3 separate regions of the Mus musculus genome follow, and regions 1 and 3 are each linked to region 2. A link is a loop called in an ENCODE intact Hi-C map of the cell type or tissue named here. Cell type or tissue: heart. All regions are shown on one strand. Each heading gives the region's core, and the rest is flanking DNA. Links, peaks and the distances in the headings are about the cores only.

Region 1 (7,520 bases), core at 1,343-6,342, 98 kb before region 2:
CTGGGGCTCAGCAGCCAACCAGTATAGTCTAGTCTAGTCTAATTTGTAAGCTCAAGCCAGTGAAAGACCTAAGGGAGGGAGGTACATGGCATTCCTAAGGATGGCACCTGAGGCTTTTTTGTCTTCCATAACTACCATGAACCCATGTGTACCCACACACAAGAACACATGCATGCACAGATAAATACACTTTTTTATTTTTTCAGTAAAACGAGGGCTAGAGGTATAGCTTAGGGTAGAGTGTTCGCCTAGTATGCTGGGTCCCATCCCCAATATAGAGAAGAAAAAAATCCTAACAGCCTACAACTACTAACCTTTTATTAAATTAACATAGTACCTTATACACAAATCAACACATTAGTTCCAAAACACACCTTTCCCCCAATGAAATGGAGTCAGACACCAAGAAAAAAATTAAGTTAAAATATTTTCAGTTCCAAAAACACTGGCAAGATGTATACATTAATCCAAACTCTCTTATGTTGTCCCAGGACAGATCAAATACAACTTCACAGATGTGCTACCAGCATGTGGTTGAAAACTATGAACTAAGAGTTTACACTTCCAGCCTAGCTGCCAAAAATCCCCTAAGGGACCAGCAAGATGGCTCAGTGGCTAAAAGGTACTTGCTGCCAAGCCGGATGACTTGAGTTTGACCCTAGGAATCCACACAAATGGAAGGACAAAACTGACTCCTGAAAGTTATCTTCTGATCTCCATATCTGCACTGCGACAGGACAACCACAGAAATGATCTGCACATATAGACACACACAAAGACATTAAAGAAATCTAAGTTCTCTAGGACCAGAAGAGGTTTCATTTAATGAAAGAAACAAAGAAGGAAAGAAAGAAAGAAAGTCAGTCAGTCCCCTAGGTTCTTTTCCTCAAATTTTTATTGGAGTGCAATGAAAGTAATAAAATGTTATGTCATCAACTGGAAAGGGGAGGGCAGATTAAGCAACACTGGCTTTAAAATGTGAAAATCTTGCCAGGCATGGTGTCACACCCTTTAATCCCAGATCTAGGGAGGCAAAAGCAAGTGTATCTCTGTGAGTTCCAGGCCAGCCTGGTCTACACAGTGAGTTCCAAGACAGCCAGGGCTATGTAGAGAGATCCTGTCTCAAAACAGATAGATACAGACAGACAGACAGGCAGAGATAATCTTGGTTCTAAACTAGCTACTGTAACTTGGGACAAATCACATCTCTGAAGCTTCACTTTCCATATCAACAAAATTGAGGGATACCCTGGAACTATCTGGAGGAAAGAGGAGCTATTTTCTAAAGTTCTTTAAAAGTTAGGGTTGGAGGAATGAGGAGGAAGATATTTTCAATGTATGTAGAGTAATAAGCACAATAATTACAACATAAAGCAGGAAGAGTAATGGATCTTACATGGCATAAGATTTCTACATTCCCCTTAAAGTGGCAAAATGGTCATTCTAAGTATACAGAGAGAGAGAAAGAAAGAAAGAAAGAAAGAAAACAGAAGCCAATCATAATAAAATGGCAACCCTAAATCTATCAATATCAATCATTACATTATACATACATGGCCTAAATAAATACTCTGATACCTCAGAATGGTTAAAAGAAAACCTGGCTACACACTATCTAAAAATTATAATAGGTAAAAGTAAAAACAAAGTCCTACAGCTCTATTCAGAATCACGAATAAACTAGAAATAACAAATCTTCAAGAGTGAATGGATAACTATGGCACACCTATAAGATGTACTAGCCTAGCAATAACAATACACATACTATAGGTTAACTTCTAAGGCATTCATCTGAGTAAAGGAAGCTGGTTTCAGAAGATCCAATTCATATCACACTTGAAAAAGGAAGACTAGAACAGATCCGTGGTTACCACCTGTTGGAGATGGGGCAGTATGACAAAGCTTTGTGGGACAGAACTGATGAAATCCTAGTTAGTTAGTGATAGTTACTTCCTACGTGTGCTAAAACTCGTTGAACTGTACACCAGAAAAACCTATTATTAACTTTTTTAAATATTATTTTTAAATTATGAGCGTGCATGTGAAAATGTGTGTGCTGCTGCCCACAGACGCGAGAGGCAGCCCCTGGAGCTGGAATTATAGGCTACCCCTATAGCTATGTGAGTTATCCCACGTGGGTGCTGGGAACAGAATTCTGGACCTCTGGAAGAGCAGTCGCCCCTAACCACGGAGCATCCATCTCTCCAAGACCCCGTATATTACTTTTTTTAAAGTAAAAGTATGTGACTAATTTCCATCGGTCCTTCCAGACTATGATTTAATGAATAAGATCAAAAGGAAAACAAGTGAGCCCGCCAGATCCTGCTGGCAATAAAAGTCACTACTGAAAAGAACTTCCTCATTTACTACACAAAATATACAAAGCAAACCCAAACTTCGGAAATTTTTTTTCTTAGAAGAGGCTAAGAAAACCCAGTCATTCAGATCCAAAATGTGTATATTTTAAAAATGCCTGTTGAATGGCTCCTCTTGTCTGTTTCTATATTTCAGGCTTTTCAAGACGCTGCCAATTTCTCCTGGCTGGGTGCCACTTTGGGGTTTACTCGACTTACAAGTATCCCTTTATGCGTACCTCATACTCTGGAGTCTTTAGGCAGCCCTGAGGAGGACTCTGCAAAAGCAATGGCCTTTGCAGGGAGCCCGTAAGACCCGGGGCCGCTCCGCACGCGCTCTCACTGGCCCCAAGGTCTGCGGACGCCGGGGCGGGGAGGCTCTGCTCAGCGTCCCGGAGGCGAGCCTGAGGCTCCCGGGCCCCCATACAGCCCGTGGCGGGGGGAGACGCTCTGCGGGTCCCGCGGCGCCTCTCGGAGCGCACCTCGGCCGTCGCGGGAGCCGCAGGAGCGCGTCCACCCCCGCGCACCGCCCGGAGGCCTGAGGAAGAGTGAGGACCGCCGCCCCGCCACATTCCCAAGCAGCCCTCCCTGCGGACACCGCCGCGGGTCCCGTGCCCTACAGGAAGAGCGCCGGCAGGGGGCTCACCTTGAGTTGCGACTTGGAGACCTTGCCGCTGCGGTCCAGGTCGAGCGCGGTGAAGGCGTGCCAAATGGCTTTGAGCAGTTCGTCTTTCAAGCCCCTCATGGCCGCGGCCGCGCTGCCCTAACAGACCTGGTCAGCCCAGTCGGCAACTCAGCGCCTCTGCCTCCTGCAGGATCCCCACAGAAGACTCGGCCCGCCGCGCGGTCACCTGACCGCTGCAGGCCCCGCCCTCCCAAAGGGCACACCCCTCTGGTCCCGCCCCTCCGTCTTACCAACCAGCCCTGGGATACCCTCTGCCCACTACGGGGACGTAAACAACACGCAAAGTCCTTGTGGTGGGTTTCCACACCAACTCAGGCCATTTTCAAAGCTCGCATGTGCTCCCAAAGGAATGCCCACCAGCCCGAGGAACACTCAAGACTGGAGTGATCAGCCACTGAGGCTTTTGCAGGAGTCTCACAGTTATTAAAGGAGTCTTGGTTCAGTCCTGGGATGGAGTCACGGTCTTAAGAGGCCAGACAAGACCCCGAAAAATGTCCAGGCAGAGCCTGGAATGCTCAGTCCCAAATCAGGAAGGATAAAGAAGGAGACAGAAACAAAAATAGAAATCTAAGAAAGTTGCTTCATGCACTTTGCAAATATGCATTGATGGCCCTCTGTAGTGGCCTCTAGGGGCAGAGCAACAAGTTTTAAGAAGAGTTAAGAAGTCAATGATAGGCTTATAAAGGCTCATAGATAAAGGCTCTTGATGCCAAACCTAACGATTTTGAGTTCTCTCTCCTAAACCCACATAGGGGAATGAGAATCGCAAGTCGTCTCCTGACTTCCACCGCATGCCCACACACCTACAATAAATAAATAAATAAATAAATAAATGAGTAAAATAGAAGTTAATAAGCCCAGCAACATTTTCTTTCTAACCTCTGCCGCTTAGGATCAGTTCACATCCTAGGAAGAGCTTCACGGAGGTAAAGTTGCTGTCGCTGGTGGATTGTGCTCCCATTATTGGAAATCATGCAAATCACTCCATCTATTTTAATAATGAGAATGGTTGACCACTTAAAAGAATCCATCCAGACCTAGAGAAGTGCCCAGATGGCATCTCTTACACTTGAACTCTTCTGACTTCAAATTCTCCACAAATAGAAAGAGCATAGATACCAGATGGTCCAGAAGGCTCTTTCCCACTGCCTGGGGTAGTGACTGTGACTGGGTAACTTGAATCTCATCACAATAGCACAATCCTTAGACACTATGGAAAGGATAACTATCAAAAGTCAAAAGCAGGGGATTCCCAGATCAAAGTGTAGTTTATTTTTCCTCTTTAAAGTTCCTTTGGGCCTATGGTGTAGCTCAGTTGGTAGAGCTCTTATCTAACATGTACAAAGCCCTGAATTTATCCTTAGCACTACACGGTGCTAGACCAGGCATGGTGGTGCATGTCTGTAATCCCAGCGCTTGGAATTCAGAAGTCCAATGACATCCTTAGCTACATATGGAGGTTGAAGCTAGCCAGGACTAAATGAAACCCTGCCTGTAAATTAATAAACTTCTTGATGTCCACATATGTCTTATTTTAAAGGGGACAGGAGAGATAAACTAATTTGGAAAGAGTCAAAAAAAAAGAAAAAAAAAGAATAAGCTGCATCAATGAGTTTAAGGGCAGAGGGAATATTGTGATCATAAAAAGAGAAAGAGCTATAAGAATATGTTCTATCTGGGTGTGGGGGAAGGGGGTACCTCTGCGGGCCCATGCCAAGGCATCCCTTCCCCCTGAGAGACCAGCCACACAGCATGGTATAGTATAGAATAGAGTTTATTCAGGGCATGGGGAGGGGAGTTAAGAGAGTTGTAGAGGCAGAGAAAGGCAGAGAGAAGGAGAAAGTAGAGAAATGGAGGCCAGCCATGACCACGTGGAGAGAGGGGGGGAATGGAATGGAGCGAGGGGGAGCAAGGGGGCAAGAGGCAAGAGAGAGGCAAGAGCATATGAGAGCAAGAGAGGGAGGAGGGGCCAAGCGGCCCCTTTTATAGTGGGCCATGCCTACCTGGCTGTTGCCAGGTAACTATGGAAGAAGTATACCTGGCTGTATGGGGGTAGAGTCCAGACAGAATACCAACAGGGAATCACATAGAGCAGAAGGTGGGAACAAAACAAAGGGATCATGATGTCACCTCTTCCTCACTTTAACAGCCTTGAGGGTGCCACGCTATTTCATTACCACTGGTCAGGATTACTCTGCCCTCCCAAAATGTGGTTTCTATTGTTTCTCTTCTTTAGCTCCAGCCCAAGTCTTCAGTCAGCAAAAAACATGGTTTAACCTCTAATTTATTTATGCCAACTCAGCTTGCCCTAAATAGTGGCAAAACCAAACAAACAAGCAAAAACAAAAACAAAAAAAAAAAGAAAAAAACTAAACCAGGCATGGCAATATGCAGCTGTACTCGGTAAGGAGGCGTAGGGGATGGCTACGTGTTTGAGGCCACTCTGGTCTGCACAGTGCATTCCAGGACTACAGAGCAAAACTCTGCCTCAGGAGGGGAAGAAAGAGAAAGAGGAAAAGGGGAGGTGAAGAGAAAGAGAATGGGAGGGAAAGGAAGGAAGGAAGGAAGGAAGGAAGGAAGGAAGGAAGGAAGGAAGGAAGGAAAGAAGGAAAGAAGGAAGAAACCCTAATACTGAAGGTTCGGTTTAGCCACTGGATGACACTGAGACTCCAGACACTAAGCATATTTCACAGCCTTTACTCTGGGCTACTCTGTTATTTCCAAGTGCCTAGTTTTATAATCCTCTTTTTCTTTTAGGTTGCATAGTTGGTTAGTTAGTTTATTTGCTAGTGTTACAAATAAGAACCACCACACCTTGCTCCTACAGTGTCTTTTTTTTTTTAATCCTGCCCTGAATGTCATTCATCATCACTTACTTGTTCAATGTCTTACTAATTTCTCAGGTTCGTCCTATTTAGTTGGGAGTGAAACTATTAAATGAAGATCAGTAGGCACAAGTCATCTGGGGTCAGTTGGGAAGATGGGTGGTTACTACATAGATGGGGGCAGAATCTTGGCTTTCCCATTTAGATGACTAAATATGAATAAATATGAAGTTTCATTTCCTTGCTTGTAAAATGGAGTGGAGTACTATTATTTATCTGGAGTACTATTAAATAACATGATAGTTAAATGATTAGCATGATTAAATAAACATGATAGTAGAGTGCTATTAAAATAATGTGAGGCTTAAATGAAAACCTAGTGTGGCACACACTATCACAATATGGCTCATATAACGGATTTGTCCTATGGCAATTTAGCCAAACTACAATTTAGTTCCCTAAAATTCCACCCACCCCCCTTTTTGACAGTTTTTCACTATGTAGCTTTAGCTAGGGTTGGGGGAACTTCCTATATGGACAAGGGCCTGGCTGGTCTCCAACTCATAGCCCTTTTGTCTGCCTCTGCCTCTGCCTCTGCCTCTGCCTCTGCCTCTGCCTCTGCCTCTGCCTCTGCCTCTGCCTCTGCCTCTGCCTCTGCCTCTGCCTCTGCCTCTGCCTCTGCCTCTGCCTCTGCCTCTGCCTCTGCCTCGAGTGGTAAAATTAAAAGTATACATCACCACACCTAGCCTCCTCCTGAAAATTAAAAAAAAAAATTCTTTATATTTACATGTGTGTGTGTGTGCTTTATGTGTGCAGGTATCCAAGGAGACCATAAGAGGGTATGATATCTCCCTGAAGCTGGAGCTACAGGCAGTTGTGAGCTGCCACCATGGTACTGGGAACCAAACTCAGATCATCTACAAGCACAGTACACACTCTTAACCACCACCACCGAGCCATCTGGCCAGGCCTCACAGGGAACACATTTCAAGTTCTAGCACTCAGGAGACTGAAACAAGAAGATCATCAAATTCAGGGATAACTTGAGCTGCATTGTGAGGTCAGGGCCTGTCTGAGCTATATAGAAAGACCCAACCTCAAAACATGGAGGGAGAGAGGGGGTGGGGAAGTTAAGCCTGTCTCTTCCTCCCAGCCCCATGCTCAAAGAAATAGACTCAGATTCAAACATATTTACAGCCTTTAATCCCAGCACTCGGGAGGCAGAGGCAGGCGGATTTCTGAGTTCGAGGCCAGCCTGGTCTACAAAGTGAGTTCCAGGACAGCCAGGGCTACACAGAGAAACCCTGTCTCAAAAAACCAAAAAAAAAAAAAACATATTTACAAATATCTTGGCCATATCACTAGGCTCTTCTCTGACTGGAATTATAATTTACATTATCCCGTTATTTTCATCTACTTTCTGCCACATGGCTGGTTATCTGTGCTCAGGTACTGAGCGTTAGACTACTCACATCTTCTCAGGCAATGCCTAGCTCCACCGCAGAATTCTTTCTACCTCCCAGATGTCCCACCTTCTATTCTACCCTTTCCTATAGGCCACGGGTTTTTTAATGGACAGGTGATGCATCCATGCAATACACAAGACAGTCTTTCTACAGAGGTGAAAGAAGAAGGTAAGGGAAAGAAAGAATAAAG
Region 2 (7,520 bases), core at 1,511-6,510:
AAAGAAAAACTTAAGATTGTAATAAATATTCCCATGGTGCTTACCATTACAGTATTCGTTCTGTATAAGCATGTGGTCATCCTCTGCCCAGGCAGAGAAATAGCGAACGACGTGGGGGTGCTGTCCAAGCACAGCGTGAGCATACACTTCTCTCAAAGCATTCTGCCTAGGAAAACAATGTAAATAAGATGTTAAATCATTTCTACTCAGGAATAGTCAATTTATCTGATAACCATAAAGTAAGCCTAGCCTTTTTAAACTATCACTATGCTAAAAGGTGACTTAAGAGAATTAAGAATTATGCAAACTGGCATGGTGGTACACACTTTAAACCTACCATAAGGGAAACTGAGGCAGAAGAATGGGAATTCAAAATCGTCAGTGAGCTCACCTAGGCTAGTCTGAGCTACACAAAACCATTAGGATGCTGAAGAGATGGCCTAGCAGTTAAAAGCAATGGACTTCCAGAGGTCCTGAGTTCAACTCCTAGCAACTACATGGTAGCTCACAACTATCTGTATTGGGATCCAACGCCCTCTTCTGGTGTGTCTGAAGACAGCTACAGTGTACTCATATACATAAAATAAACCTTTAAAAATAAATAAATAAAAGCATTAGGTATTTGGTTACCCAAAACCTTAATGTTTATTAATAACAAAGGGGATAAAGAGCAAAAACCAAAAGTGTTTAATACATACTCATCAACAGAGCCAGCCAATGGTTTTTTTGATCGTTTAATGGCATAAATGCATCCATCTAACCTCTTCACACATTTAAACACAGAACCAAATTCTCCAGAACCAATTTTCTCCAGCTCATGAAATTCAGTTGTATACCGTGACTTCATGTTGCTTTCAGTAATTGTAATTCTCTGTAAAAGAAGAGTATCCATGTATAATACAAAGATATGAAACTTGGAAATATCATTCTACCTTAGGTTCTGCAGTTTATTTAACATGCAAACATATATTAACTTTTAAATAATAAAAAGTTATTTACTTTGGCAGGTCTTGTTTCATCTTCAAACTCATAATCACTGGCTTCCATGTCTTCAGAGGAACTGAAAAAAATGTGGGTTTTTACCAAAACATCAACTTGAGACCTTACCTACTAACTACAGAGTGAAGGGCATTTTTAATGGATACAAACAAAAGAGAAAGCATCTTATTTTGTAACCCTAAAAAAAAAAATCTAACTCAAATGATAGAAAAAAAAAAGTCCCTACTGAGTGAGTTAAGCTCACTAACTAGACTGGCATCACACAGACAAAAATTAAAGCATTAGAAATGAAGTCTCACCCTGTCTCGAAAAACTAAAAAGAAAAAAGAAGGGAAAAAAAAAAAAAGAAATGAAGTCTCGGGCCACCAAAATAGCTCAGAACAATGGTTCTCAATATTAGATACTCACATTATAAAGCATAACAGAAACAAAATTACAGTTACACTTACAGTTATAGCAAGGAAATAACTCTAGTTGAGGGGTCAAAGGGTCAAGGCATTAGGAAGGTTCCGAAGCACTGGCTCCAAAGGTATGAGCTGTAGCTACCTCTTCTCTTGCCACCTGAGCTCAACAACTCTCTCCCATTAGTTGACACCATAAACCTGACAAGAAATCTAGGCTTTTTTTTTTTTTTAAAGATTTGTGTAAAGCGTTTTGTGGGTATCAAAGTCACATGCATGCCTAGTGCCTGAATAATCAGAAGGGTCAATGGAGCCCCTGGAACTAGAGGTACAGCCATTTGTGAGTTGCCACATAGGTGCTGAGAACTAAACCCCAAGAACAAGAGCTCAACACCTAAGCCGCCTAAGCCACTTCTCCAGGCATAGGAATCACCAATTCTTATTCTTTCCCTTTCTCAGACCACTTCTTTCCTGTAACTGATTATCTGTCTCCTGAGAGCTAAGTGCTAATGTAAGAAAAACTTTCAGAGTGAAGACATTCATGCCATTCAGTAGAAACCTAATTGTGTGCCAGGCATGGTGGCACTCGCCTTTAATCCCAGCACTTGGGAGGCAGAGGCAGGTGGATTTCTGAGTTTGAAAGTCTAGTCTACAAAGTGAGTTCCAGGCCAGCCAGGGCTATACAGAGAAACCCTGTCTTGAAAAAGCAAAAAAAAAAAAAAAAAAAAAAAGAAAGACAGACAGACAGACACCTAATTGTGATAGTATATACCTTAGGTGTGCAGAGGAACCAAACTATACTTACTCATTAAAATACGCTCTCTTTCTCCCACGACACCGTCCTGAGGAATGGAGCAGTACAGGATCCGGAGTAAAGGGGTTAATATTCACTTGGGGAGTTTGCCGTGTATCGAATTCTCTTTTTCCTGACTTTTCTGTGTCCATGAATAGAGAACTACCCCGGAGTTTAACAGAGCCGGAATCAATAACTCGCGCTTTGGAAAGCAAACTCTAGGAAAGGGAAATACAATCTTCAGGACCCAGTCTTCTGGAGTCTTCTCTATATAACCTCCAACTTGCCTTCCTAAGTGGCCAAGTATGTAGCCCAAAGCAGCACATTGTGAATGAAGCTCTGCACTAGAACCCATGCAGGGAGAGGTTCCGTTACCCGACTTGGGGAAAGAAAAGAACAAGGGAGGGGGCAACACACAAGCCTTAGTTATACTTCAAGTAAAACCAATGGCGGCTGACTTAGGAGTCAGGTTGAATACTAACTACTTATCTGCAAAAGATAGCAAAGTAAAAACCCGTAGCTAATCCTAAAATGGACCTTTTGCAGTGACTACACAAAAAGTTCTTATCAGTAGCTAAAAATTAACAGGCTCTTTTAACATTCTAAAAATAAAAACACTCACTCTCATAAAAAAAAAATCCCCACCTCCACCTCAAGTAGGCTTTTGCAGGCCACCTCCCTGGACTCCTCCCCTTACTAAGGGGGATGGTGCCCTGGGCCTGTCCGCCTATAAAATTAGCAAAGCACAAAAGCACCTGGATGTTCGAGATTTAAGACTAAAGTTGCATGGAAATCAATAGATTCCCTTTAAAAGGCTTATGTCGAGGGGCATGGTAGGGCGCCTTTAGTTCCAGCACTCGGGAGGCAGAGACAGGAGGATCTCTGAGTTCCTAGTTCCTACAAAGTAGGTTCCAGAACAGCCAAGGTTACACAGAGAAACGTTCTCTCAAAAAAGGGGGGCTTATTTCCCGTGTTAAACTTACAGGTACCATGCCTGTCTTTATTTTGGAAATTGTCTACTCTTAATGTTTTTGTGACTTCTCAAGTATTACCATGACAGTATGCATATTCACCGGCTATTCCAAACGGGTTCTGAACACACTCTGCTTTAAGACACATTAGTTTTGACACACAGACCAACAAAACGGCAGGGGAAACTCCAGAATAAACACAAAGCTTCCGTAATACTAAATCCCGAAAGACAATCAAAAGCAACCTGGAATATCCATGAGTTCACGACGGTAAACACAGAGACTCAAAAGGACGCGCAGAATCTCTAATGCCATATCACATGGAACCACAAGTCCAGGGGGTTGGAACAAACCCTTTAATAAACCTAACTCCTTCCATCCGTGCCCCCCAAATTACAGGCCCGGACACCGGATTTAACAGGCACCATATGGCTCGGAGTGTCAGGTGGCCAGCAGCAATCCGGCACCCTGGCACACCGGACCACCGAGACCCAATACTCAACCACCTGGACAGCGGGGACCAGGCCCTTTGTAAAGTGGAGTAGTTACAGACCAGGCCCATTGTTCAGTTACATAATCTTAACCGACAACTTCTAGGCAGAGCCAAAAAGGGGGGCTGCCAACTTTTTTTTTTTTTTTGAGTGGCGGCGCAGGACAGCGAGCGGGGTGCGGCGGGGCGGTTATGTAACCGAACCCGGGCAGTGGCGCGCAGGGCTGCAGCGCCGCGGCCTTTTTTTTTAAAGGCCCTGGAGCCGGCTCCTCCGCCCCCTCCATTACCTTGGGAGTGTGCGGCGTGTCGAACAGGCGCAGCTTGCGGAAGGTCTTGTGCGGAGGGGTGCTCGGGTAGTCGGGCTGCGGCGAGCAGGGGTCGTCCATGGCTCGCGGAGCCCCGCAACCCTGCGGGGAGGCATCCCCTGGGCCGCCGCAGCGCACTGGCGAGAACGGGCTGCTCAGAAAGTAGGCGGTCGAAGGTGATTTGACGGGCGACGAGGAGCCGAAACCCTCCTCCTCCCAAGAGTCGCCCTCGGCGCCTCCACCCGCCGCTTGCGCGCCTCCGCCGCCGCCCTGCAGCAGCAAGTCGTCCTCCAGCTCTCCCGGGCTGCTGGGCTCCGCGCCGGGCGAGCGACGGCGGCGCTCGGCCTCGGCCTCGGCAGGGCTGCGTGCAGAAGGCAGGGGCGAATCCGGTTCCTGGAAGGCCGAGTCCTCCCCCGTACTGTGGCCGCTGCCTTCCTCCTCCTCCTCCTCCTCTTCCTCACAGTCGCTGCCCGGCGAGAAGATGAGCTTCTGCCGCAGACTGTAAGCGGCTCCTACGCGGCGGGTGGGCGGCGGCTGCTGTCGGCTCAGGAAGCTCATTTCCCGGCTGCAGTCACGGCGGAGCACGGGAGAACACAGGACCGGCGAGCAGAGGCCGGCGGCGTCCAGGTCGCGGCTGGCACAGGGGGCGGGTCCGCCACGTGCGATCGGGCGCGCCGGGCTGAGGCTGCAGCGGGCCTGCGCGGCGGCAACTCCGAGGCCCGTCAAGCTCACGACGGGGCGACGGCGACGGCTGCGGCGCGGGATGTCCAGCGGAGACTGGCCGGTCCAGTGCTGGCGAAAGGCTCCGCAAGTTCGTCCGCAAGTTCGGGTTCCGCGGCTTCCCGCGACCGTTAACCACGTGAGGGCCCAGCCCACCAATCCCCGCCCAGCCCCGGTTTGAAAAAACAGGGAGGGCGCGACGTAGCCCACGGGGGAGGAACCAGCTACGCGATTTTGGCGGGAACTCGCTGACTCCGCCCCACAGCCTAGGCGCGCCGCCAGTCGTGGGCGGGTCGCGGCATCCCGGGCCAATGAGTGGGCCTGGATTGCACAGAACCCCACCCAGAGTCTATGTTTAGAGGACCGGAGCCTGCCGGGAGCCGCCCTGCGAGGAGGGGCGAGAGGACGGCGGCTACTGCCCAGTGCTGGCCTTGGGTCGGCCTCCCTGTCTCCGGGTTCAGAAGCATCCGGACACCGTGCAGCCTTTGGGGACGCCTAGAAGCCTGGTCCAACCCCAGGTTCTGAGGCCCGACCCCTGGGGCGTTCTGGGCGTGGCTGTGTCCAGTCACGTTCTATAGTCGCGGTCCGAGCCGGAAACAGTGACCGAGCTCTGGACCTTGCCCAGCGCGAAACTCAGATAATGAGCTGCAGGACTAGGACACAGAGGTGGCCTCTCACACAGTCTTGTGTCCCTCACAGCCAGACTTATCCGTGATAATTGGTCCTGCCACAAGCCCGAATGCCTGACCTGCAACCGTGGTGTTTATATTTGTTCGCTTACACGTGAGAGTGCGCTAGCCAAACTGATTGGTCCCGGGAGAGAAAAAAAACAAAACAAAACTGAAGTGTAACAGAGGTGAGTGCTGGCGCACACACCTGTGATTCAAACAGTCTGGAAGCTGAGGCAGGAGGACCAGAAGTTTAAAACCCCTTTGCTCTGTAGTGGTCCTGTCTCATAATTTCCAGGAAAAAATAAGTTTCCACAACCTTCTCAACCGTAACTTAAATCTGTTTACAACAAGTGTGTTCCTATTTTGTATGCTATGATCAATCATTTCTCCTTGTTACGGTTTTGTTTTTTTTTTTTTTAGCATTCTCTGCTGGAGTGGGAATTACTGAGGCCAGACTGTCATACAGAAAAGTAGGTTTCTTTTTCACTAGGAAATTAGAACCCACTTTTGGGGAACTGAGGCCATCAGTAGAAAGCTTGATGTTTTTTAATGTAGATTCACATTATCTGGATAATAGCCTATTATACTCTTCTGTTGTCATTTACTGTAGTTAGGAGTACTAATGTGTGTGTGAGCTTTTTTTAACACTTCAAAGGCTGAAAAGTCAAACTGATTTTTGTTTTTGAGACCTGCCTTTGCCGTGTAGCCCGATTATTTGAACCACCTCCAGAGTGCTGGGATTATAGACCTGTGCACCTGCCAGGCCAGGCTGATGGACTGATCTTTGGTTTGGTTTGGTTTGGTTTTGTCTTGTTTTGTTTTCAAGATAAGAAAACTGTGTAGCCCTAGCTGACCACTAACTCACAGGGATCCATTTGACTTGGGAGTTCTGACATTGCTGTTAGATGGGTTGATCAGGGTGACCTGAAAGTAAGATTGAGCTCAACAGAAGCAAATTGCCCTTTACTTAGAACAACGCAGGCCAGTGAGTTTGGCAGTTTCAAAGAGAACTTCTAGAGTGGAAGTTTCCATATGCAGATCTGTTCCACTTAATAGTATCTCAAAAGCATAAATACAAAGGAGGTTGTTATAGTGATCTTCTTGTGGGCAACTTTTATCAGCTTGTCAATGTCAACTCTTCTGAGATTCTCAGTTCATCTGAGGTTTTGGTTTTTTTTTTTTTTTTAAGCCCTCCAATTACAAGTATGAGTCACAGGTCCAGCTTCCAAGCTAAAATTTAAAATTATTATTATTGCCAGGCTGGGCGGCACTTAATCCCAGCACTCAGGAGTAGAGGCAAGCAGAAACTACCATCCAGCTGAAACTACCAAGTAAGACCCTATTTCAAGAATAAATGATGATTATTAGTGTTTGTGTACATGCTACTATGTAAGTGTGCTGTAGTATGTCTGTGAAGGACATTAACCTTTACTTGAATTGTAGTAGTCAAACTCAGGCTTGCAAAGGCCTTCACTCTGAGCCATCTGTCAGCTCTGCCAAGCTGAATTTTTAATAAAAGCCCATTTTAGTACCTAAGAACATGGCATGAAGGATCCTGAGATCCTACTTGGTGCTTCGAAGTAACCACAGCTGTCTAAATGTGTCTTTTCGTACGCTAACCCAAACTGTAATTATGTTGAGCTGGTTGTTCTCGCTGTGATTGTAGGTCTCTATCAGTGGAGATTCAGGATTCCAAGGTGCATCACACCTGGCTCACACACTTACTTGCCTTTAATTCTGTGTAGGATAAGAACTTTACACCTGATGGCGGTGAGAGCCCTGGAGGGGATATCTGTCACCTCCTCTTCACACCTCCCCTTCTCCACACTTTTTTATGGACAGTTGACATTTTCTTAATTTTACAGGACATATAAATAAAAGTAAGTTTAGAAAACTGCCTTTAATTTATCTGTAATATGATCTATATCTTAAATTGTGCTTTTTAGGTGAAGGGGAACATTAAAACCCCTTACATACCTGTCCCAAATTCAATAGATGTTTCTGAGCCTCTCCTATGTAAGAATTCTGTTTACAGCCAGCAAGATGGCTCAGTTGGTAAAAAGCACAAAAGCACCTGCCACCAAGCCTGATAACCCGAGTTTAATCCCCAGGACCCACATGCTGAGAGGAGAGAACCAACTCCTACAAGTTGTCCTTTGACTTCCACACA
Region 3 (7,520 bases), core at 1,083-6,082, 150 kb after region 2:
AAGCATTGTGACTAATTAATGCCCAGTGCTTGGAAGGCCGAAGCAGAAGGATAAGGAGCTTGTGGACAGCTTGCGTTGCCTGAGGCCTTGTCTCAGGCAAAAAAATCTCAGCAGTAGATTGTACCCCACAATCACCTGTATGCCACCTGTGTTCATTGAGCACAGACTTGATATAATGACAAATGTAAGTCGTCCAAGATTGAAACACTCCCTATCTTCGGTGCCAGAGATCCCAGGGCCTTGCACCCTAGGATTTAAGCCTGACCACAGCCATAAGAGATTTCCTAGTAATCCCAACAAAACATCCTATTGTAATGGAAAGGCAAGCAGGCTAACTAGGCATACACTGACAAAGACAGTTTCCTTCTTAGTTACGACTATTTATTTCCTGGAGCTTTGTTACTTTGAATCTAATATATCCATGATCTTAATAAATGTAAACTAGCTGGGTGGTGATTTTTTTTAATTACCATTTTTTATGAAGCCTTTTATTTCTTAGAACTATATGTAAGTCTATTAGAAGTGTTTCAAAATAAGATTAAAGATCAGTATATGGGGTGCTGGAGAGATGGGTCAGTGGTTAAGACCACCACTGCTCTTCCAGAGGACCCAGGTTCATTTCCCAGCACCCACATGGCAGCTCACACTTGTCTGTAACTCCAGTTCCAGGGTTTCTGATACCCTCACATACATGTAATGAACATAAATAAAAACACATTTCATATTTTAAAAACCGAAGATAATTTTCCCACCAATGATGTTTGAGTGATCCAGTTTCCCTGGTTAGTAGCTATGTTCATAGTAGACCAAAATGGAAGCAACCCAGATGTCCTTCAGTGAATGAGTTTTTAAAATTAAAGCAAAGTTTAAAAAAAGTTCAGTGTAGTGGTACATTTAGAATCCCAGCCCTCAAGAGATAGAGGTAAAAGGAATAGAAGTTCAAGGCTAGCCTGAGCTACATAATAAAACCCTGTCTCCCAAACCAACAGAAAAAAAATCTGGTGTCTCTCCTCTCTCGGTTTGAGCTACAGCTCAGTAGTAAAGCTTTTCTACCATATCTCAGACTTCTAGGTTAACCTCTGTGGGGAAAACACAAAGAGTAGGACTAAAGAGACCTACTCTTTGGCATGGGGATATTTACCTGAAATACTAGATTGTGGCTAGAGAGACAAACACATTCAAGGCCTGCCTAGGCTAATAGTGAGAACCTGTCTCAAAAACACACACAGGGCTGGAGAGGTGGCTTTTCCTCAGATAACCATAATCTCTTTAAGAATGGAAACATGGCCCATGACTAGTAAGGTTGGTCTGATTTCCACAAACTCATGTCTGAAGAAAAGGAAGAGTATCAGGGACTGTGGTTCCGTAGTTAGTGTGCGTGTCTTGTGTGTATTGTGCCACCCTAAGTTCAATCCCCAGCCATGCAGCAAGAGAAAGAGTAAAGGTGTCAGGTGGCGGTGGTTTGCAGGATAGTAAATGGTGAGGGTAGCCAGTTTGTACCCAGTGACATAAGGGAGAAACTGGGTCTGGAAACCTGAAGCCTGCTAGCATTGCAAAGCCCAGGTTGTCAGTGTTCTACACTCACAGAAGTGCTGTTGAAAGCACTCCGTGTGGGAAGCCAGAGATCTGAATTGAATCAGTGATGGTGAGTTCCTGTCCTCAAGACTCCAGGTTTGCTTCTTTTAAATAAAGGTTTGGTGAATGCCTACAAGGTTTGTGTTGTGGCTTTTAAATTGACCACAGGTAACATACAGTCACTGGTAGTATTGTAATGGGACAGTCTGGTCTGGAGTTGATTTTGAGCTGCTAGCTGTATCCCAGATCTATTAAGCAACAAAGGACATAAGGAAGCAATTTTAGGTGTTTTTACAAGTATATCAAAGTTGGAGGAATTTCTCATAGGTTAAGAGGACCAAGGTTTGATTCTCAGGACCAACATGGCCCCATAACAGATTGTAACTTTTACAGAATCTAATGGCCTTTTCCAACCTTCGTGGGTACCAGGCACCCATGTAATGCACATACATACATGAAGGCAAACACACACATAAAATAAATCTTTAAGTCCTTATGGCCCTCTGGAGAGAGCTCAACACTCAAGATGGATTTTTTTTGGGGGGGGGGTGTGTTCGAGACAGGGTTTCTCTGTGTAGCTTTGGCCTTCATGGAACTCATTCTGTAGACCAGGCTGGCCTCAAACTCAGAAGTCTGCCTGCCTCTGCCTCCAGAGTGCTGGGATCAAAGGTGTGCGTCACCACGCCCAGCTCAAGATGGATTGTTGCTCGGCATGAATACTAGAGTTTGGATTCCAGTACCCATGTCCTCCAAACACCTATGACTTCAGCTCCAAGGGGCACATAGAGACAAAAAAACTCAATTTTTGTTTTAAAATTTAAAAAGATGGTATGAGCCTGTAATCCCAAAACCTGATGCTGAAGTTATGTGAATTTCAGACCAGGACTATAAAATTACATCTTGTTTTAAAAATAAAAAGGAAGAAGGGGGCTGGAGAAAGATGGCTCAGTAGTTAAGAGCACTGACTGTTTTTCCAGGGGTACTGAGTTCAATTCCCAGCAACTACTTGGTGGCTCACAACCATCTGTAATGGAATCCAGTGCCTTCTGGTGTGTCTGAAGACAGCTACAGTGAACTCATATACATAAAATAAATCTTTAAAAAATGTAAAACAAATATCTGGGGAGGAAAATTAATGGACCAGATCCCTGGGAGGTACAAGAAAGCTAGATGGACTCATGAACTCAGAATAGGATTCCACACCTTTAATCCCAGCACTTGGGAGGCAGAGTCAGGTGAATTTCTGAGTTTGAGGCCAGCCTGGTCTACAGAGTGAGTTCCAGGACAGCCAGGGCTATACAGAGAAACCCTGTCTAGAAAAACAAAAAACCAAAACAACAACAAAAAATTACACACCAAAAACAAACCAAAAAAAAAAAAAAAAAAAAAAAAACCCAAAAAGCCAAGAACTAAAGCTCCACAGTAAATGAGGTGTTAGATTGTGGCTCAGTTGATAGAGTGCTTTCCTTGGCATGCACACAGCCATGCATTTAATTCCTCACTTGTGAAAACTGGTCCTGCTTGTTGTAATCCTACCATTTACTAGGTGGAGGCAGAATAATTCAGAGGATGAAAGTCACCCTCAGTACATAGTAAATTTGAGCTCAGCCTGATCTACACTCTGCCAATGGGCTGTGTCCCAGACCTTAATAGACTGACAGGCATTCCTTGTGAGATTTTTCAGTTACTCCTGGTGGACAAGTTGACATAGATGCTCATCCTGTTCTGGGCATGGATTTCTGAATTCCCCCAAACCACACAGATCCTGGAATTCTCTGCTCAGATAGTTTTATGAACTTTTAAAGGAATGAAAGCAGAAAAACAAACAAAAAACCAGACACTCGTGGCTCACAGAGCTTCATTTTGTATGCACTAGTCTCTCATCACATATCATTAAACCAAGTGTGTGGTCCTTCTGAGCACAGTTTCCTGTGCATGAGTGGAAAGGCAATGAAGGTGGCCCTGGGCATAGAAGAAAGGTAGGTATAGATGCTGCCTACCCACTGGCCATTTCCAGCTCTGTGCTAGCAACCAGATGATGAGGGTCAAAGGTGAGAGGAGAATGGAGCAGAAGCACAGGGAAAGCCTTGATGGAAGAGCAGAACAGATGCTGACTTAAGCTCTGCAAATCTGTGTCCTGTCTGAGCCCCACATGCTGGCATATATCCAGCAGCCCTGCTAGGAGCACATGCTCTCTGTGTGAGTGTTGCGGGGGTGGGAGGGTGGGGGGGGTGGGGGGGTGGTGGTGGCGGGGGTGGGGGGTGGGGGGGTAATGCCTCTCTCTTCAGATACTCTACTGCCACCTTTTGGAAGATGGTTACAGTAACTGTGCAAATTAATGGTGTCTACAATGAGACCCATCTGATGAAACAGTCTGTACAAAAGTTAGCAGGCAGCCTATGCTATGTTTTACCCTCAGGGTGTTAGGAGCCAGAGGTACAAATACTAATTTACAACCTGAGGTGAGTTTGATGCCATCCTGAGCAATCTGGAACTCTATCTCAAAAGACCACACAACAACAAATCCTAAAATACTCTGTTATAAGTTGTATGTATTTTCAGATTAGTGATATTTACTATATTTAGTGGGTAGTTCTGAATTGTCTTTCATGATCCATTATGTAACCACTACTACAACCGAGATACATGACAATTCCATCACCCTGTCTCAGAGTCTTTCAGAATCCTTATGTGCCTTATGCCTCTTAACCCCAGCACTCTGGAGACAGAGACAGGTAGATAGCTGTGAGTTTGAAGCCAGCCTGGCTTATTTAGAGTTTCAGGCCAGGCCAGCCAAAGATACATAGTGAGACCCTGTCTCAAAAATGACAAAAATCTTTCAGAGTTCAGCTACAGCTAAATATAGCTCCCTTTGGGATCCGGTCCAAGGCTTTTCATTCTCCCTCACTACGCCATCCGGCCTTTCCCAGGATGCTCTTGTCCCCAAGCTGATGAGAATAACGGTGCTACTGTATTCACAGTCTAAGGAAAAAGGCCGGGTGCAGCACACAAGAGGCCCATCTGGTCTGATTCTGAAAAGCTTTTCAGTCCAGTGGGACATGGGAGGAGGGGAAGGGCTGAGAGGAGCAACTATTAGTGTCTCTTGGGCTTGGAGAGCCAAAGATATTCCTCTGCTTTCTGGGTCCGACCACCCTACCCTACATTAGCCTCCCCCCACACAAACACACTCATTCAAACACATCTACATACACATCTATTTACAAGATCAGTTCTGTACCAGAATAGTCAATCATACAGAAAAAAAAAGGACCTCAGGCATACACTTACATACACACATTCACACGTTCACATACTACTTTGGGGAAGTTGTAACACCGGGTGACGTAACACTTGTTCCTCTTTCTCAGTTCATCCTTTCTTGTTGCAGCATCAGAAGCTGCCTGCGGCTGACCAATTTGGGAGCTTCCTTGCTGCTGCCAGTTATGTGGCTGAAAGGCTAAATAAAAAATGAAGCAGAGGTGGTTGCTGGTTCAGCGAAGGAGCAGACACACAATTGCTCTCCAGGAATCAGCTTTGTTAAGAGAAAGGGCCTCAGCCGGCCGTGGTGGCGCACACCTTTGATCTCAGCTCTTGGGAGGCAGAGGCAGGCGGATTTCTGAGTTCGAGGCCAGCCTGGTCTACAGAGTGAGTTCCAGGACAGCCAGGGCTACACAGAAACCCTGTCTCGAAAAAGAAAGAAACAAACAAAGAGAGAGAGAGAGAGAGAGAGAGAGAGAGAGGGCCTCCATGATGTAGTCAGTGACCAGGCTATGAGGTGGGAGGCCATTAGCACACAAACAATAAACCGGGCAATGCTGGCAGCACTCAGGAGGCAGAGGCAGGCAAATTTCTGAGTTCGAGGCCGACCTGGCTTACAGAGCTAGTTCCAAGACAGCGAGGACTACACAGAGAAACCCTGCCTTGAAAAAACAAAACAACAATAAACAAAAAGAAAAATAATATGGTTAGAGAGAGGACTCATCAGTTGGGAGTGCTTTCTGCTCTTCCAGAGGTCAGGAGTTAGGCCCTTAGCATCTGCTCCAGGCAATTCAATAACTTCTGGCTTCCTCAAGGGCATGCACACATACACACACACACACACACACACACACACACACACACACACACACACACCATATTCGAAACAGTTTAACAGGGGCTTAAACAGGAAAGAGACACTTTTCCTTTAAAACCTGGAGAGGAGGCTGGGTGGCTGGGCAGTGCTGGTGCATGAGACAGCAGCAGGTGGTAGAGGTTAGAGTTTACTAGCCTGGTCTACATAGGGAGTTTCAGGCTAGCCAGAGGTACTGAACTTTTCTCAAGAACTAAGTAGCTGAAGAGATGGCTCAGTACTTAAGACACTTGCCCTTGCAGAGAACCAGGCAGGGTTCAATTGCTAGCACCCAAATGGGTGGCCCACAATTATATGTAATTCCACGTCCAAGGATTTCAACACCCACTTCTGATCTCTGTAGGCACCAGGAACACACATAGTGCATAGACAAAACACTCATCCTATCTTTAAAAAAAAAGTTTCATTAAGAGGTTTAGTTCAGAGTAAGAACAAAAGCGAACCAGATGGAGCTGCCATAAAAAGGATGGCCGAGAAAGGCTCCTCAAAAGAGCCTTCAGAGAAGTCACTGAACAAACAAAAACAGTGGAGTGTGCTTGTTTTGGGGGGGCCCATGGGGCTTTTTTCAGCATGAGACTTTGTCTGGGATCTCACACGGGAGAAAAGAACGTGGAGGAGCCAGGCCCTGGTTAGGACCATCCACTAGGAACTGTAAAAGGAAGCCCAGCATAGGGGCTTCACTTTGCTCCAGGCAGGCAGTTTTGGGGGTGTGTGGCCTGGTTTTCAATTCTTTTAGAATGTGTGTTGTTGAGAGACAGGAGGAGTACTGTTTATAAGCAAGGTGTTAGGGGCAAGTTGGCCTGTAGGGTGTGGGAATGTGAGATATGTCTGACTTCTTAGGTAAAAATCAGAGATGGCTGTGACCTCTACGCATGGGGACACATGTGTATAAGCTGACCACTTCAGAGACTGTAGCCTAATAGCCTGGACTACATAGTGAGACTGTGTCAAATAAATTAAAAATGCCAAACTGCTGAAGGACAGGTGGATTCCTTTGAGGCCAGCCTGGTCTACAGAGTGAGTTGCAGGACAGCCAGGGCTACACAGAGAAACCCTGTCTGGAAAAAACAAAACAAAACAAAACAAAACAAAACAAAACAAAACAAAACGAAGAGTCATATGGAGCAAGGCATTAAGCAGCACTCCTCCATGGCCTCTGCACCAGTCCTGCCTCCAGGTTCCTGTCCTGACTTCCTTCAAAGATGAATGGTGATATGGAAGTATAAGCCAAGTAAACTCTTCCCTCCCAGCCTGCTTTTGATCATGGTGTTTCATTACAGCAACAGAGACCCTTACTAAGATGGTGCTTTGTGTACATGTATGTCTGTGTACAGTGTGTGTGCAGTGCCTGCAGAGGCCAGAAGAGGGGGCTGGATCTGCTGGGACTAGAGTTGCAGCTGTTTCTGTTCCTCTATGTGCATGCTGGAAACTGAATCCTGGTCCTCTAAAAGATCAAGTGCTCTTAACCACTGAGCCATCTCTCCAGCCCCTAAATATTATCTTTAAAAAAAAAATTAGGCTCACATGGGGCTGGAAAGATGGTTCAGCAGTCAAGAGTACTGGCTGCTTTTCCAGAGGACCCGAATTCGATTCCTAGCACCCACATGGCGGCTCACACTGTCTGGAGGGCTTCTGACACCCTCACATAGACATGCTTGCAGGCAAAATACCAATGAATAAAAAATAAAAATAAATTATTTTTTTAAAAATAGGGCAGCATCAAGCTGACCTTGAACTCCCTATTTAGCCAAAAATGACTTTGAGCTTCTGATCCTCATGCATCTACCTCTTTTTTTTTTCCCCCCGATTCAGG

What was found. A loop is a pair of places that touch in the nucleus more often than their neighbours do. Peaks named below come from ENCODE experiments on the same cell type or tissue, not always from the same donor. Only the 100,000 strongest peaks of a DNase experiment are listed, where the experiment ranks them.
Region 1: it touches region 2 in a loop (6-fold over the local background); 1 of 42 quality-filtered maps calls a loop at or near these places.
Region 3: a loop joins it to region 2, with 2.5 times the contacts of the local background. A loop is called at or near these places in 1 of 42 quality-filtered maps.

The regions. Positions count from the first base shown.
Region 1 is chr7:110,217,390-110,224,909 of GRCm38, reverse strand. It overlaps Swap70 (SWA-70 protein), which reads right to left and starts at 3,207. Exons shown (of 12, transcript NM_009302.3): 1 at 3,001-3,207. The coding sequence starts at 3,099. In heart, for the core only: CTCF peaks have their summits at 3,015 and 3,659; DNase peaks (open chromatin) are centred at 2,679 and 3,119; H3K4me3 peaks cover 2,456 bases; H3K27ac peaks cover 1,742 bases.
Region 2 is chr7:110,119,347-110,126,866 of GRCm38, reverse strand. Wee1 (WEE 1 homolog 1 (S. pombe)) reads right to left here and starts at 4,808. Exons shown (of 11, transcript NM_009516.3): 1 at 3,942-4,808; 2 at 2,206-2,411; 3 at 1,000-1,060; 4 at 699-871; 5 at 45-166. The coding sequence starts at 4,517. In heart, for the core only: a CTCF peak has its summit at 3,839; DNase peaks (open chromatin) are centred at 2,916, 3,806 and 5,036; H3K4me3 peaks cover 4,682 bases; H3K27ac peaks cover 4,229 bases.
Region 3 is chr7:109,965,402-109,972,921 of GRCm38, reverse strand. Tmem41b (transmembrane protein 41B) reads left to right here. Exons shown (of 7, transcript NM_153525.5): 7 at 1-735. Among named protein-coding and RNA genes, the nearest start is that of Dennd5a, 8.7 kb to the right of the region's middle. In heart, for the core only: a CTCF peak has its summit at 3,929; DNase peaks (open chromatin) are centred at 3,691 and 4,551.